Linked DNA regions of Homo sapiens: region 2 is linked to region 1. Evidence: read pairs that join two places in POLR2A ChIA-PET (ENCODE). Cell type or tissue: OCI-LY7. All regions are shown on one strand. Links, peaks and the distances in the headings refer to the core of each region. The heading gives the core; the rest is flanking DNA.

The links. Peaks named below come from ENCODE experiments on the same cell type or tissue, not always from the same donor. Only the 100,000 strongest peaks of a DNase experiment are listed, where the experiment ranks them.
Region 2: POLR2A ChIA-PET joins it to region 1 with 6 read pairs; 2 of 35 experiments call an interaction of 5 or more read pairs at or near these places.

Annotation. Positions count from the first base shown.
Region 1 is chr11:121,491,316-121,499,885 of GRCh38, reverse strand. SORL1 (sortilin related receptor 1) reads right to left here. Exons shown (of 48, transcript NM_003105.6): 6 at 2,837-3,017. Among named protein-coding and RNA genes, the nearest start is that of SORL1-AS1, 43 kb to the right of the region's middle. RefSeq lists an enhancer at 1,247-1,747. In OCI-LY7, for the core only: no CTCF peak of the experiment used is centred there; a DNase peak (open chromatin) is centred at 5,015; H3K4me3 peaks cover 1,649 bases; H3K27ac peaks cover 5,560 bases.
Region 2 is chr11:121,559,051-121,567,620 of GRCh38, reverse strand. SORL1 (sortilin related receptor 1) reads right to left here. Exons shown (of 48, transcript NM_003105.6): 21 at 7,964-8,102; 22 at 508-681. Among named protein-coding and RNA genes, the nearest start is that of SORL1-AS1, 110 kb to the right of the region's middle. In OCI-LY7, for the core only: no CTCF peak of the experiment used is centred there; a DNase peak (open chromatin) is centred at 580; H3K27ac peaks cover 4,097 bases.

The DNA of each region.
Region 1 (8,570 bases), core at 369-8,368:
AGAGTTAATCATGCAAAACCAGCTTTCTGTAGCTTTAAAATCAGTTCTTTGATTTTCCCAATTTGATTTGAATTCATTTAACACTAAAGCCAGCTGGAATTTCCCAAGCTCAGGCAGCCTTAGAGCTAGGCAGACCCCAGATAAAAAGTTACACTTGCAGGTTTCAACACTCTTACTGGGAGGGGATTATCTGACCGAGGCCAACTTTGTTTATCCTTGTCGTTTAGCAGTCTGATGTAATAAAAAGGAGGAAAGCACATATTTTGTGTGCTATCCACAGCCAGTTGTGTTTCTTTTCCCATCAATCCATCCCTTGAGAAATATTCCCTAGACAGTAGTACAACTCTGTCATTTGAAGCATCTGCCTGTAGAAGGCTCAGGGCAGAGTTTCTCAAACTGGTGATTGTTAGACAACCTTGGGATGATCTGGGGAAAAGTGCATTTGAGCCCTGCAATCTGCACTTGTAACAACTGTCCTTGCCTGATGCTGACGTGGGTACTCCTAAGACCACAATTTGGGAAACACCTCTCAGTGGTGGCCTAACTCATCTTACCTACATCCTCTCACTAATACCACTGACCCTGGAATCTGGTGGCTCATCCATGTGCAGAAGGAGGAGCCAGCTCATAACTACAATTTTGCCACCAACAGCATATAAATAAATAAGCCATACAGAGAGTTAAGAATTGCCTATAAAAGTACCAAAAATTTAATACGTCTCCCACCAAATTTCTAAAAATTGACTACTTTTTAAATTAGGTGGGCAAACATGGCATTCATTCAACTCTATTGCGCATCTGCTGCGTATCAAACATAGCGCAAGGCACTGGGTACTGTATCGGTGAGATCAAAACAAACATGACCCCTAATCTTACCACTGGCCAGGTTTAATTAAAAACTCACCACAGGCACTCTGTAAATCAGATACATCTGGAGAACAGACATAGCTGTTAGACTAGAATGGAGGGCACAGAAAGCTCCAGCTAGAATATAACTTTTTTTTTTTTTTGAGACAGAGTCTTGCTCTGTTGCTCAGATTGGAGTGCAATGGCATGATTTTGGCTCACTGCAACCTCCACCTCCCAAATTCAAGCAATTCTCCTGCCTCGGCCTTCCGAGTAGCTGGGATTACAAGCATGTGCCACCACACCAGACTAATTTTTGTATTTTTAGTAGAGACGGGGTTTCACCATGTTGACCAGGCTCGTCTCAAACTACTGACCTCAAGTGATCCACCCACCTCAGACTCCCAAAGTGCTGGGATTACAGGCATGAGCCACCATGCCCGGCCCAGCTGGGATATAACTTAAACTCTCGACCGTGACACCTAGAAATAACCCGGTTAAGAGAAATGCACAACAGCTATCCATCCTGCCCTGGTTCAAGCAAAAAGGAGGACAAACCAGGCAGTCAGTCAATGTGTTTTAGAGTTCAGAATTAAAATCACACAATAACTCCAGGCCCAAGGCATTAAGGCAGAAAAGGCCTATAAACCCTGGAGAACTGAAGACAAGGTTTTAGACCATACTGAAAACTCAAGACTGTCCAACTGATGTCACAAGGCACCAGTGCTTGGGCCTGATTTCTTATCTGTGTGTTCCCATCACCCCATCCCTGCCCAAAGCCATTCGAGGATGCTTATGTTTCTGGGCTGCTGTACATATTTGTGCATGTGTGTTTAAGAGAAAGATAAAGAAACAGTCAAGGCAGGAAGGCACTGAACCAATGTCTATGGGTCAATGCAAATGGCCTGACAAGAAAAACTGCCATAGGCTAATGGTTTTTCAGAACATTTTGCAAGGTATGTAACTGGAAATGCCTCTAGCCTTTAGCCACCCACATCTCTCTTCTCATTCTGTCCTTACTCCCTGCTTTTCCTGCTGGGGAGATCCTCTCTTGACCCTAAAATCCTACTAAGAAGGTTGACCTACTTCCACCTGGCCTGCTACCAATTATAGAAGTAAATGAGAATCTGAAGGAAAAGATTACGTCTGATTTCAGTCTCTAAGGTTAACAGTGAAAGACAACAGAGTAACCTCCCAGTTAGCAAAGGCCTTCAACAGACCCTGAGTCAACAAGGGAAGGGCACCATCAGGAAAGCAAGCTAGTAGCCTCCCAGAAATAAGAGCCCCACCTGCCCTTGACTGGGCCTGGTTTTTTCCTTTACAACCAGGGTGATAAAGACTGAACTCAATACAATTTCAAGACAAGTCCTGTTAAGTAATCAACTCTGGTTTTGAATGAGCAAGCCCACCATTTCGGCATCTGGCTCCAACACATCAAATCAAGGGGAAGATTTTCCCAAAGGCTGAGAGTTAAGCTACTTACTGACAGCTGGAAGCTTAATTACTGCTTTTCTTAGAGCATTAACTCCCACTAGCCAATGACTACACATCCTATTAGCCATGTAAATTGACATGTGTTGAAAAATCTCAAAGAAATCAGCATAAGTTTAAAGGAAATCAGGCAGTGGGATTAAAGGAAAGAAGCCACTGAGCCACCCTCCCCTCTCCATTCTTTGTTCTTTTCATTGGGATTTCAAAGAAATACGTCTTTGTCAAGGATGCTTGGCTACCAGGAAACAACCAAATTCCTAGAGCCTAGAGCCACTTTGAGTGTTTGTCCTAGGCCTCTCCACTCCTCTGACTTCCTAGCACCTGCCAAGCCCTTTCGGAATGTTCGTCAATGTTGTCAATGTTGAGATCCCTTCAGTCAATCTGTCCCAAGCACATCCTTCCAATTCCTGTGTATGCAAACTCACCTGTTTAATCACAGAATGCCAAACTTCACAAAGGAAACTCAAAAGTAGTTTATTCTTTAGTACATTCAACTTACCACCACCTTTGTAGCAAACATGTACTTGTCCCGAAGCTGAAAATCTCTCACTTCCTCAAGGATCACTTCCTGGTTTTCCCGGGACTGGAAGAAATCTGTACTTCGGAAGACAGTGGAGTAGCCAGAGGGTTCATGTCGTTCAATGTAGATGGTATTTGGTTTGTCATAGGGATCAATTCCCCTGGCAGAAAAAAAAAAAAAGGTTGTTATCATTTGCACATTTAATTACTAGAGGCATGGAAGTTTTGCAATGGGATAATCAACTAGAGTTTAGGCCTACCATGGTGTGACCCACAGATCATACTCTCTGTGCCTCAAACATATCCCTTTGGTTACTCCTTGACTCAGGATAGAGGGGACAAATTGCCATTTGCAAGGTGTTTTATGTTGTTTTCAAAGCATCCTGGGTTTAGCTCAAGGCAACCCTGCCCTGCTTAGGAAGAGCAAAAAGTAGTAGTACAAGATAAAATGTTTCAAAATTAATAAGCAAGGGACTGCTTGAAGCTATAAGCAAGTTTCTGGTCTAAAGTTATGAATCTCAGAGGAATGAAGGAGAGTTTTCCCAAGGTGCTACATCCTCTGAAGAACATTACTGGAGAAACCACACCATGAACCTCTGAGCCTGATCCTTCCAAGTGACGCTGCCCTGTCTCTGCCCTGTCCCCTACCAATGTCATGGATCTAGGCAATCTGGAGCTGCCTGTGCATTTCGTCTCCCATGAGGCTCTTCCACAAACTCTTTCTCAAACATACTGATCTCCTTGATGTCCTTCAGAAAGGGAGGGCACCTTTCTCCCACTGTGCTTTTGCAAACACCACACTCTCGTGAGGAGATGCCCTCTGCACGCACTCTGATCCCTCCATCCAATTCCTACTCTCCTCTGTCATCAAGTTCAAGTCTTCATCTTCCAGGAAGCCTTCCTCAGTGCTGTCCTCTCTTCTCCCAACACTAGCAATAACATCCCTCTGCAGCATCCAATTCCAAGCCTTTTACATGAGTTTGAACTCCAAACAAAGGTATAAAACCCCTTTAGTTGGGTGATTTTTTAGAATCAGTCTTATTCCTTTATGCAGTAATGCCTCTTAGACACTGTATTTTATTGTTCACCATTATGTATTTGTCTGAGCTTCCTAGACACAGTATAGATGCCTCGGAAGGCCATGTCTTAGATTTCATTTTACCCTATAGTATTCCTAGCTGAAGAGATACTTTCTGCATTGGATCTGTGGGGCAATTCAAGAAGCTAATCCAAAATGAAAACATAGAATGACCAGGCCAAACTACCTTGGAGAAGAACTTCTGAGCCAGTGATCCCCCAAGAATCCCCACACAGCAGCTCAGAGGACAACTTATCTGCTCCAGGTCTCCTAACATTCTCAAGAACACCAAGGCCATGGGAACCATTCAGCAAATGGAAAAAATAAATGGTAAAGTCGGGAAGATAGTCTTGTAGTGAGAATACAGAGTGATGACTCAAGGAAAAGCAGAAGGCCTCAGTTAGGTAACTGCCCTTATACAATCCCATATGCATGATGGCTCTCAGAATAATGAAGGTAATCGTGTCAAATTCCTTCAGAGATATACTGTCAAGAGCATATTCCCCCCACCCCTCCCAAAAAGGAAAATAAGAAACAGAAAAACAAGAACCTCTTTTGCCAGATGTAGTGGGTCACACCTGTAATCCCAACACTTTGGGAGGCTGAGGCCAGGGTAGGGAGGGGGACCATTTGAACCCAAGAGTTCAAGACCAGCCTGGGCAACATAGTGAGACTCCACCTCTACAAAAAATAAATTTAAAAAAATTAGCCAGGTATGCTGGCGTACACCTGTAGCCCCAGCTACTCAGGAGGCTGAGGTGGGTGGATTGAAGCCTGGAAGTTTGAGGCTGGGTGAGCCATGATTGTGCCACTGCACTCCAGCCTGGGCAACAGAGCAATACCCTGTCTTGAAAAAACAAAGAAAAAAGAGCTTCTTTTTACAATGGGAGCAAGACTTGAGTTTTGCCCTACAATCTGGATTCTTAGGGCAACGGAGAAACCAGCAGCTTTGGTCCTAGTGTGGGAGAACACTATTCTTCATTATCAGATCCTCTGTGTGCATGTGTGGGCGGGTGGTGGCATGTTCTCTTCTTTTCCACAATTAGAAGTACTGATTAAAGTACTTCCTCTAGCCAGAGGATATGCAAATTAAAATGAGGCTGCTTGGTATTTTTAAAACGGCAGAGAGGAAGGAACCTTTATTGAGCTATTTTGAGACCCAGCTCACCTCTATTATTCCTTCCTAGCCAAAAGCAGCAGCCAACACCTAGAGATAGAAAGAACTGTGACTTTCATCCCAATTTTCTTCCGTAATCCATATTTGGACCTCCCATTTCTGCAAGCTGCTCCACCTACAAGTTCTCATACTTTGCAATCACTTAGACTTCCAATGTCTTACGCTCACTGACACCTACTTTCTATTGTCTTTGTCCTCATTGAGAAATTCCAATCCTTGCTCTATCTCTGAGCAGTCACCAGCCTCACCTGGCCTCACCTGAAATCCCTCAATGATGCTCCACAGGGTATCTTTGAGTCCCCTCAGCCCCCTCCAGGTCTTCCACTGTTCTGTCTTGCCAATCTCAAGCTCCGGACCATGTAAATTTTTAGCTTTCCCACTCCTGCTGCTCCCAACTCGCCAAGCATTGTTGAACAAATGTATATCATTATTCTGAGAGACTAGATTACGCTTTCACTTATTATGGGGAAACCTAGGGGGAGAAATCCCACAAATAGCCTAAAATCCCCTAACCGACATGTCATTAGCTTCAATGAGATAAACCAGTCCTTTCTCCCAGGATATCTGTATATCTACACAGAGGCAGAAGGTACAATATGATTTTAGAACTTAAAATTTCTAAATTGTATGTTCCCTTATCTAGTAATTCTGCTGGTTTGCCCTCTTAATTTATAGTTTCTTAAGCAGATAAAAGAACAATTTTTCCCCTTAAAATTCAAATAAAGCAGAAGAAAGTTCTAATGGTTCTCCTTGAGCAGAGGGTGTCCTTGGATGAGACTGTGGTTATAATTTCACTAAGATCCCACAACTTTTGCTCAAGGAAAATAACAAAAGGGTCAGAAACAGCTACCCTCTGTGGAAACATAAACAGAATCTATGGGTGTCTGATGATGGTCAGCTGTAAGGCTCCTCAACATACCAGCTCCATCTTTACCTCTATTACTAAGGAAGCAATACCAACTAAAAGACATTTCACTTTACATGGAGAACTAAAAGAAACAAAGGCAGTATCTACATCTTCTGGGACCATTACACTTAATGAGGACTAAAATTACAAGTAAAAGTCTAAAAACAAATGAAAAACTAGGAGATAGAAATATAAATACACACACATACGATCTATCTCATATCACAGCCAAAGGGCTAATCTCGAATATATAAAGAGCTCCTTGAAACCAACAATGAAAAGACTAATAATCAAATAGAAAACAGGCATGAGATCAGGCACGGTGGCTCACACCTGTAATCTCAGCACTTTGGGAGGCCAAGGTGGGTGGATCACCTAAGGTTGGGAGTTCAAGACCAGCCTGGCCAACATGGTGAAACTTCATATCTACTAAAAATACAAAAATTAGCCAGGCATGGTGGTGGGTGCCTGTAATCCCAGCTTCTCGGGAGACTGAGACAGGAGAATCACTTGAATCCGGGAGGCAGAGGTTGCTGTGAGCCAAGATCACGCTACTACACTCCAGCCTGGTCATACTTAAACAGACAAACAAACAAATAAATAAAACAAACCATAATCCCAGCACTTTGGAAGGCCAAGGTGGGAGGATTGCTTGAGGCCAGGTGTTTGAGATCAGCCTGGGAAACATAGGGAGACCTCCTTTCTACAAAAAAATGTAAAAATTAGCTAGGGATGGCTGCACATGCCTGTAGTCCTAGCTACTTGAGAGGGTGAGGTGGGAGGATCACTTGAGCCCAAGAGTTTGAAGCTGCTGTAAGCTATGATAGTGTCACTGCACTCCAGCCTGGGTAACAGAGTGAGACTCTCACTAAAAAATATAAAATAAAAATAAATAAAATTAGCCAGGCGTGGTGGCAGGCACCTGTAATCCCAGCTACTCAGGAGGCTGAGGCAGAGAATTGCTTGAACCCTGGAGACGGAGGTTGCAGTGAGCCAAGATCACGCCACTGCACTCCAGCCTGGGCAACAGAGCAAGACTCCGTCTCAAAAAAAAAAAAAAATGACCCTTAAGCAGATTAAAAGATGTTCTAACTCATAATAAGGAAAATGCAAATTAAACCACAGAGATAATATTTCTTCCCTAACACATTGGCTGTGGAGGGAGACACTATTCTATATTGTTGAGATGAGTGCAAACTTGACACTTTCTATATCAAATCTGGCACTCTCTACCAAAGTTACAATTTTAAGGATTTATTCACTGTGGATATATCAGTGCACAAAACTTACAAAAGTCCTTGCCCTTGGGAAGCTTTCATTCTATTGAAGGGAGAAAGACAAATAATAAGCATAATAATAGTATATTAGAATGTGGTAAAGTGCTCTGCAAAACAGAACAGAACACAGTACAGGAGATTGGGAGTAATGGGGGAGTAGGTGCAATTTTATTTTTATTCATTCATTCATTCATTCATTGAGACAGTTATTATTTATTTATTTATTTATTGAGACAGTGTCTTGGTCTGTCGCACAGGCTGGAGTGCAGTGACGCAATCTCAGCTCACTGCAACCTCCACCTACCGGGTTCAAGCGATTCTCCTGCCTCAGCCTCCCGAGTAGCTGGGACTACAGGCACCCGCCACCATGCCCAGCTACTTTTTGTGTTTTTAGTGGAGATGGGGTTTCATCATGTTGGCCAGGCTGGTCTCGAACTCCTGACCTCAGATGGTCCACCCACCTCGGCCTCCCAAGGTGCTGGGATTACAGGCATGAGCCACCGCACTTGGCCAGGTGCAATTTTAAATAGGATCCTAAGGTGGGCATAAATGAGGTGGGCTTCATTTAGAAGATGTTATTTGAGCAAAGACTGGAATGAGGTAAGGGAGTAAGCAGTAAGTATATCTTTGGTAACAGCATTTTAGGCAGAGAAAACAGCAATTGCAAATATCCTGTTCCCTGTGGTAAGAAGGTATCTGACATTTAATCTGAGAGAAATGATGAAGCATTAAAGGGTTCAAAGCAGAGGAACAAAATGATCTAATTTATTTGAATAGACTCAAACTGACCACATGCTGAGAATTAATGATAGAAAAACAAGAGTAAACGCAGAAAGACTAGTTGGGAGACTAATGAGCAATGACACTGGAGGCTGGCACTAGAAGTGGTACCTGAGTAGAAGATTCTAGATATATACTGAAGGTGAAGCCAATAGGATTTCCTGATAGAATGAATGTAAAGCATAAAACAAATGTGAAATCAACGATGACTCCAAAGATTTTGGCCTGAGCAAATGAGAAAAGTTATAGGTGGAGCTGATTTGGGGTGGTGAAGATCAAGAGTCAATTTGCGAGGGGTCAAGTTTGCAATATCTATCAGTCATCCATGTGAGTGAATGGATAGCTGTTAGATAAACCCACTGACCCAGCATACCCACTCCTAGAAATCTGTCCTACACATTTGCCTGCACATGTACAAATTCATATAATTCAAGATCCTATACTACTTTATCACTGTAATAGTAAATTACGATAAGTATATTACTATTTACTTCT
Region 2 (8,570 bases), core at 124-8,123, 68 kb before region 1:
GTGCTTTGCAAACATTGGTCTGAAAGTTCAGGACACACTGGGCTAGGCTACGGTGAGAGGATGGACAACCGTTAGGTGAGAGTAAACGCGGAAGGAGTCACACTGGTTATTTTTCCCAATCAGGTTGGTCCAACTTATGCAAAACAGGAGCAGGTAAGAAACCTGGATGTGAGGGATGGGTGAGGAGAGGAAGAAGCAAAAGAATAAAAAGGGAGACCCTGAAGAAAGCCTGTGCCATCTGACATGAAACCAAAAACCACAGCTACTACTTAGAAAGGTACAGCATAGGCCTGTTCTGAGTGAGGACTGAAGGGCCTCTTTGACCCTTACCAGGACTTAGAACCCAAACCAGTATTCTTATGAGTATCTGGTAGGTTTGATTTTTACCTTGGACTTTTTCCAATAACACGAAAAGGTTAGGAAACAGAGAGCTATCCCTCCCTCCCCTGGCGGGGAGCAGGAAACAAAGGAAGGAGGATGACAGGCAAAAAAGAAAAAGGGAAGTACCTTGTTTGACACAGGTATTGTTCTTGAGCTGATAGCCCTGAGGGCAGTCACACATCAGGTCCCCTGATGGAAGCACACTGCTGGACACATCCTCTGGACACCTGCAGCTTCTACTGTTGTTGGCCTTGGGCAGGCACAGCAGGCTGCATGGCCTGGGCACACAGGCATTGCTTCCTGGAGGGAAGACAAACAGCAGCAGGTAGGTTAATACACACCATGAGGGAGGTACTGAATACAAGAAGGAGACCCACTGCAACCTCCTCGTCTTACGGAAAGGACAGCGAGAAGCTCTCAAGGGTCAAGTGGCAAGCTTTGGGGCGCCTACTGTGCTGAAAACTTCTGCTCAGTATAACCAGTGACTTGCATCCTGTCTTCAGCCAGATCAGACTGCCCCAGAGCCAAGCCAGGCAGCAGGGTTCCTCCTGGGAATTTGTAATTGGGTCACTGAAAGACAAGAAAGCAACCAAGGAGCTGGAGCCAGGGAAAGGGTCACAGAGCATGGGTGTTGAAGTGGCACATGGCAAGCCAAAACCGTGTGGAAGTCAAAACTCTGGGTATGCAGATAAGCTCAGTCTGCAGACCGTCAGGAGACTAAAAGAGACTTAAGGAGGCCAGGCATGGCAGCACGCACCTGTAGCCCCAGCTACTCAGGAGGCTGAGGCAGGAGGATCACTTGAGCCTGGTAGCTCGAATCCAGCCTGGGCAATATAGCAAGATCCTATCCCTTAAAAAAAATTTTTTTTTTTAATTTAAAAAAGAACCAGAATGTCTTTGGACTTCTCAATTACAACACTAGTGGCTATAATATAGTTGAACATTGCCTTCAAAATTCCGAATAATTTTTTTTTTAAAAAGAAAGAGGCTTACAGAGAGAAGAGGCCTAATGAGAGGGAAAGAGAAAGAACAGCTCCAGTCCCCATGAGGCTCTCCTAGACTTTCATCTTTGGGCTCCTTTATTCATTCCATAAAACCATTCACTTGAGCTAGCTTGAGTGGGTTTCTGCTCCTTAGGGCCCCAAAGGCCTTAATTAGAACATACACCTGGTTAATGGTGGGCCCAGGACAAAAATCCAGGCCTCCCCTTCTCAATTCCTTTGTGCCAGAGTGCCCCTCAAGAGCTAAAGGAGGAGCCAACCACAGTACTCATCAGCCACTGCTGTGCAATGTGTTCAGGTAAGGACTAGTTCATGCTGATCTAGCCCACTCCTGCCAATCTTTTCTCTGGTTCAGCTTACTAAAGGCAGCACCGGAGAGAGTTCGTAAAATCCACCACTGCACTCTTGAGAAGGAGCCTTTGTGGATGAACGAGGATGGCAAAAGTGCCATCCTATCCCCTACATCGTTCCGGGGATGGCAGGTAAGAAGATGCATAAACCATTTTATAACAATCTGAAACATGATACAACTATGGGGTCACAGAAACTATGAAATCATGTTTTTTCTTTTGACTGCAATTATTAATCATGAAAATGGGAAAAATGAACATAAAAACTTAGATAAAACTCAATTGCTAATTCTTCATTCGTGCTATGTCATGGACAGAGATGCCCTCCCACACTTCAGCACCATATCCAAATCATCTGTTGCCACCCAGCCAAGCATTCATCTAAGCCATGCCTATCCTGGCCTACAGGTTAGACGAAGTTCATGAATGATAATCAGTGTCGATATGGATAATATACGCAGTAGCTTTGGGTGTGTGGGCACATCATTGGTTAATTTACATTACAAATAAAAATAAAAATCACAATGCTATGGCAACAACGTTATTATGATGCCAAGGAAAAGAGTAAGAGGTATTACCAAAGAGAAAACACACACATCCAGAGGAAGGGAGGTTCATATGATGAAACATTCCAAAAGATTCAGTAAATAGAGAGAAAACATACACCTCCAGAGGAAGGGAAGTCCACATGATGAAACAGTCCAAAAGGTTCAGTAAATAATCAATCATAACAGCTTAATTACCATAGCAGACTAACCAGCTGACTAGAGCAGAAGTCCCAGACATCCCTTCACTCTGATCCATTAGTGGGCACAGATGGCTCCTTTAGTTCAAAGGTACAGGCCACTGGCTACAAGAGGGAATGCAGAATTGACATAGAGCCACCACTCATGAGAAACAACTCAAACAAGGATGTGGGAACATGTGTTTTGTATTCAAAGAACAATATATCACTCAATGTTCCAAGATCCTGAACAATAATGGAATATGATGTTATTTTAAAATACTCTATTACCGGCTGGGTGCAGTGGCTCACATCTGTAATCCCAGCAGTTTGGGAGGCCGAGGTGGGAGGATCACTCGAGCCCAGGAGTTCGAGACCACCCTGAGCAACATAGTGAAGACCGCCTCCACAAAAAAAAAATAAGCAAAATTAGCCGGGTACACATCTGTGATCCCAGCCACTTCAGAGGCTGAAGTGGGAAGATTGCTTAAGCCCAGGAGACAGAGGCTGCAGTTAGCTGAGATGGCGCCACTGCACTCCAGCCTGGGTAACAGAGCCAGAGCCTGTCTCAAAAACAAACAAACAAACAAAACGAACAAATAAAAAAAACTACTCTATTACAGGATGATTTTTTTCACAGGGATCATGTCTGTAAAATCATTTCACTAACCTTTTCATATGCAGAGCAAATATTCCTATCCAAACAAGCAAGAAGAGCTAAGAGTAGAGAACTCAAAATGGGGTATCATATTTCAGGAGGCTGATCTAGGCAGAAATGTATGAAACTGTACTCTGAGGCAGTAACCAGGGGCAAACTGCAAAACAAGCTAACCAAGTCACTGATCCTAAGAGGTAGGCAGGGGCAGGAATGTCTAGGCTAGTCTGAAGCCAGAGAATGGAAAATGGGAGAGCTGCATCAGAGAGAAGCTGGAAGAAGATGGAAGGGTAATTCACCAACTCCTATGATGGCAGTTCTACCACAGCCACAGACCCTTTATACAGGATGACAATTGTCTTGAGTGGACCAGGCAATATGAAAACCGTTATCTCAATGTGAAGAGTGGACAATCATCTTCAAAGACATTCCCTTAGAAGATCAAACACATAGCCCCGTGATGTCTTCACTGGGCATGTTCAGAACATTTTCACATTTCCTGTTTGGAAAATTCCTCCAGGAATACTTTAGGAGCCAAAAATGTCATCATCTCAAGTATCTATACACTTGGCAATTATCAAAATCAAATCTACCTCAAATAATAAATATGTGCCCTCATTATAGATACTTAAAAGCACATACTTACTGCAGGCTCTAAAGGAGAATTCCAAAACTGCAAAAGAATTCCAAAGCTCCAAGAGCCATCGCAGGAGCAACTGAATACATCAACAATCTTGTAAAGTAACCTCTTTAAAGAAAAAACACACTTTACAAAGAATAAATTCCAGTTATACCATTTAAAAACCAGCTAGTGGCCAGACACAGTGGCTCACACCTGTAAATCCTAGCACTTTGGGAGGCCGGGGCGTGCAGATTGCCTGAGCTCAGGAGTTCAAGACCAGCCTGGGCAACATGGTGAAACCCAATCTCTACTAAAATACAAAAAATTAGCCAGGCATGGTGGCACATGCCTTTAGTCCCAGCTACTTAGGAGGCTGAGGCATGAGAATTGCTTGAACCCAGGAGGCAGAGGTTGCAGTGAGCCAAGATCACATCACTGCACTCCAGCCGGGGTAACAGAACGAGACTCTGTCTCCAAAAAACTAAACAAATAAAAAATAAAAACCAGCTAGCTATAAAGGACCAAATATTTCAAATTGATAAATGTTGCAACTGAACAACATTTTTATTATGAACCATCATCAATCAAAATCTAGAACAGTACTTCTGAACTGCTGTCATACTACCAGGGCACTGCTATTCTAGCAACACATGACAGAGGGAGCAGAGCCGGGTGGTTTTATCGAAGTTCAGGCTTTGAAGTCAACGGGCCACAGTGCAAATTCTTACCACTTACTAAAAGTGTGACCTACACAAGTTACTAAACCAGACTTTCATATTCTCACCTATAAAATGGAAATATTGATAGTACATATAGAAGTCTTTGGGAAGACGAAGTGAGGTTATACAAGCCCACAAAGCACATTACTGTGGTACTTATAACACAGCAACCCCTCAATACATGTAGTTACTATCAATTATTATTATTTAACACTTGGTTAATATAGTAGTCCCCTCTTATTCCAAAACCCCCAATTCCAAGACCCCTAGCTGACACCTGAAACTGCAGATAGGACCAAACCTATACTGTGCATGAATTTCTTTTTCTTTCTTTACAATTTCAGAGATAGAAGGTTCGTTCTTACAGCAGATCTTAGCAAACTCGGTGTAAGATTTTTTTTCCTCCCTTATTAAGTCTAGAACTTTCACCCTTTCCCTAAAGGAAGCACTTTACAACCTCCCTTTGGCATATCCAAATTACTGGAATCACTACTCTTGAGGTGTAGGGTCATCATGAAGTAAAATAAGGGTTCCTTGCGTACAAGAACTGCAGTACTTTGACACCCTGATAACCCAGCCGGCTCCTAAAGGGACTAATGAGCCGGCAGCATCAACAGCATGAGACGCTGGACAAAGGGAGGATTCACATCCCAGGTGGGACAGGGAGGAGACAGTACAAGATTTCATCACACTATTCAGAACAGCAAGCAATTTAAATCTTATACATTGTTTATTTCTGGAATCTTCCATATATATTTTTGGACAGTGGTTGACCGCAGGTAGCTGAAATCACAGAAAGCAAAATGGCAAATAAGCAGGAGACTACTGTAGAAAGTCCCGAATGTGTTAGGAGGAGACAACAAAAATAATAAAGATGGACAGGAGTCACATTCTTTCTTAGAGGAGTCACCTGTTTTAAAATAAGGAGAGTTGAAGGAATCTTGCTTCTCAGCTCCAGTGACTGAAATATTCAGGCCCTTGCTTGATGGAGGACATCCACCCCTACTGATCTGACTTGCTAGCTAGCAGAGTGGATTTTTAGCATTTCTCCAAGTGCTAGATCCAACACACACCGTGGATCTGTAATACAATGTCCAAAAAAGCAAGTGTCCTATCAGTGTCCAAAAAAAGCAAGCAGGTTAGAGCAAACAAGTTCAAGGCCAAGAGGTGCGGAGTGCTCATAGACAGTGCTGACAGCCAGACACCACTGCAAAAGCTTTGATTTGACCCAAACTGGGCTGCAGAGAAAGACAAAAACGTCTTTCTCCAGCCCTGTGTTTGGAGGCAGTAGGTCTCCTGGAAGTATCCTGCTCACAACCAAAGGACAGCAAGAGAAAATCCCAAAGGCAAACAGAAAGGAGCAGAGAGGCGACAACTGGCCATGGCCAAAGGGACAGTCACAGCCGCCCATGCACAGGTCCAGGTCTGTGTTCTACTCACCAACACAGATCTCCCCCAGCCTTTTTTTTTTTTTTTTTCGGTGACAGGGTCTCACTCTGTCACCCAGGATGGAGTGCAGCAGCACGACCTTGGCTAACTGCAGCCTCAACCTCCCGAGCTCAGGTGATGCTCCCACCTCCGCCTCCTGAGGAGCTGAGACTACAGGCATGTGCCACTATGCCCTGCTAATACATATCTCCCTTTTAAACCAGCCTGTCATCTATCCAGACCTCACTCTGGGCCCCAAAATGACTCTGGCTAACTTAAATGAAGATGACTCTTTGAGGCATGAAAGGGAAACTACACCTAAGGTGAGGATTGCAGACCTGTCTGACTGGCACCAAGACACCACGTTTGCATGTGCTGAGACCACAAACTCTCTCCTCCCGCACTGCTCCTCAGTCACAGGTGTGACTGCATGTCAGCTGTGCCCAAGTTCTTGGGATGAAGTGGACAGTCAAGACTGGGAAGTAAGTTGTGACCGGGTAGCCACTGGCTTCATCTGCACACAGTGTTTCAGAAGCTCCTGTGTGCAAATCAAACAAGCACATGCATACAAGCACTTGTAAAAATGAAGACCCACTCTTCTGGACTAAGTGGTAACATGGAGAAATGCTAAAAATCCACTTGGAGAAATACTAAAAATCCACTCTGCTAGCTAGCAAGTCAGATCAGTAGGGGTGGATGTCCTCCATTAAACAAAGGTCTGAAGATTTCAGTCACTGGAGCTGAGAAGCAAGATTCCTTCAACTCTCCTGATTCTAAAACAGGTGCCTCCTCTAAGAAAGAATGTGACTTCTCCATTTAGCGGCAGAATTGCAACAAAAGGCCAGCCCCTAAACTAGTGAGGATATTTTGGGAAAGCTAATTCATATCTGAGATTTAATTCCCTAATCTATAAACCATGGATCATAATACCAGCCTTCCCTACCTCACAGGTCAGTGGTGAAGACATAACAAATAATATCGTCTTACATTTGTAAGACACTTTATAGTTTTCCCAGGGTGTTCTCATGCTATCTTCACAATCCCAAGAGGATAACAATGATATCTATAACAGTATTATTTCCCCTGTCAATTTTCTCCTAGTATAGGGTCAGCCAAGAACCATAAAACAATATCAACATTCCAGTTAAGAACAGAAAACTTAGCAGTTTGTCAATAAAGGAGAATCAGCAAACCCAGGATGCCATTTAATCCTGCTGAGATAAAGAGGGAAATTCTTAAAGGGACTATTCTTCCTGGTAATCCTCTGATCTTTCTCCTCTAGAATCAATAGTATGGCTGGGAGATAAGCAAAATCAAAGAGCAGTCATGAAATGATAAAGGCTTTCCACTGAATAGTCTCAGACTCCAGGACTAGCAGGTCAAAGCCTCATAGCAGTTCTTGAAGCCTCACCCAGTAGATCTCTAAGACAGCTACTGTCTGCACCCACTGCAATTCTTCCCCTCCCTTTTCATCCCTTATTCTTTCAACAAATATGAATTGAGCACCTACAAAGTGCTAGACACTGGTAAAACTATCGGGGAATAAAAAAGACCATCTCTTTCTTCATGGGGTTTAGGGTTTCATGGTGGGAAAAGTTAATTAAAACAACACCTAACTACACAGTGCCATTCCAGCAGAGGTAGGTACGGTCAATGAGCAATAGGTCATCTGGGCAACCAGAGAACAAGCAAGAGGCCCTGTCAGGAAGCAACAACTATCTGAGCACCCAGCACAGAGTCTCTTCCTGCAAGCATGCCAAACAGGGATTAAGCACATGTTAGGACTCTCCCAGCTGCAACAGAAGCCGCGCCACCAATCAGTCAGGGGCCAAGGGCAGGAGGAGGGTGTAATTACCCACCAAGCACCAACACTCTAGGCAGGCAAAAGCATGCTGTCTTCCAGCTGTTTGTGTATCATTAGAAAAGAAATTAAGATGTCATTAGGAAGAAATTAAATAATGTGCATGTTGTCGTGACAACAAAGATGCAGGCTGCCAGCTCCTACTCTGAGCAGAGATTGGCCACACGCAGCCCCTTTCTTGAGATCAACTCTACAGAGACAAAAGAAGAGACTCTGGCTTACCAGTGTTCTTCCCCTTGTAGAAAATCTTCATGTCCATGAGCCCCGTGAGCTGGTTTGCCAGAATCTCCATCTGGGACCCACTGTATTTGGAAGCTCGGAATATGCTGAGCTGTGACCAGTCATCCCAGTAGATTTCATTCTAAAAAGAAAACCTTTGCCCATTAGTCCAGCTCTTTCGTTCTTTATTCTGGTTCTCTCTAAGGGTAAGAGTTCCCCCAGGCAGGAGACAACTAACATTTATTGGCTGAATGACTAGCCTGATCAAGATTCTACTTAAATGCAAAGGACAGCAATTTTATCCAAACCTCACCATATAACCCCACAGAAGAAACTGCCCAAAAGAAACTATCTGATAAGCATTCAAGTTTATGACACAAACCCAACCCCCTCAGTTTGAAATCTGTTTCCCAGAGTTGGGAAGAGCCATGTTGCTCTCCAGAGTCGAAAAAGAACTGCAAGGCACTATAGGTGGTGCAGAGCTCACCGGAAGTCATCAGAGAATAAAGTGAGCAAAGCGCACAAAAAATGAAGACACCACCCTGAAATGAGGCTACTGACACTGAGGGGCAAACTGGGAATGTTCATGGGAAGAGCCTTCACTTTTAAC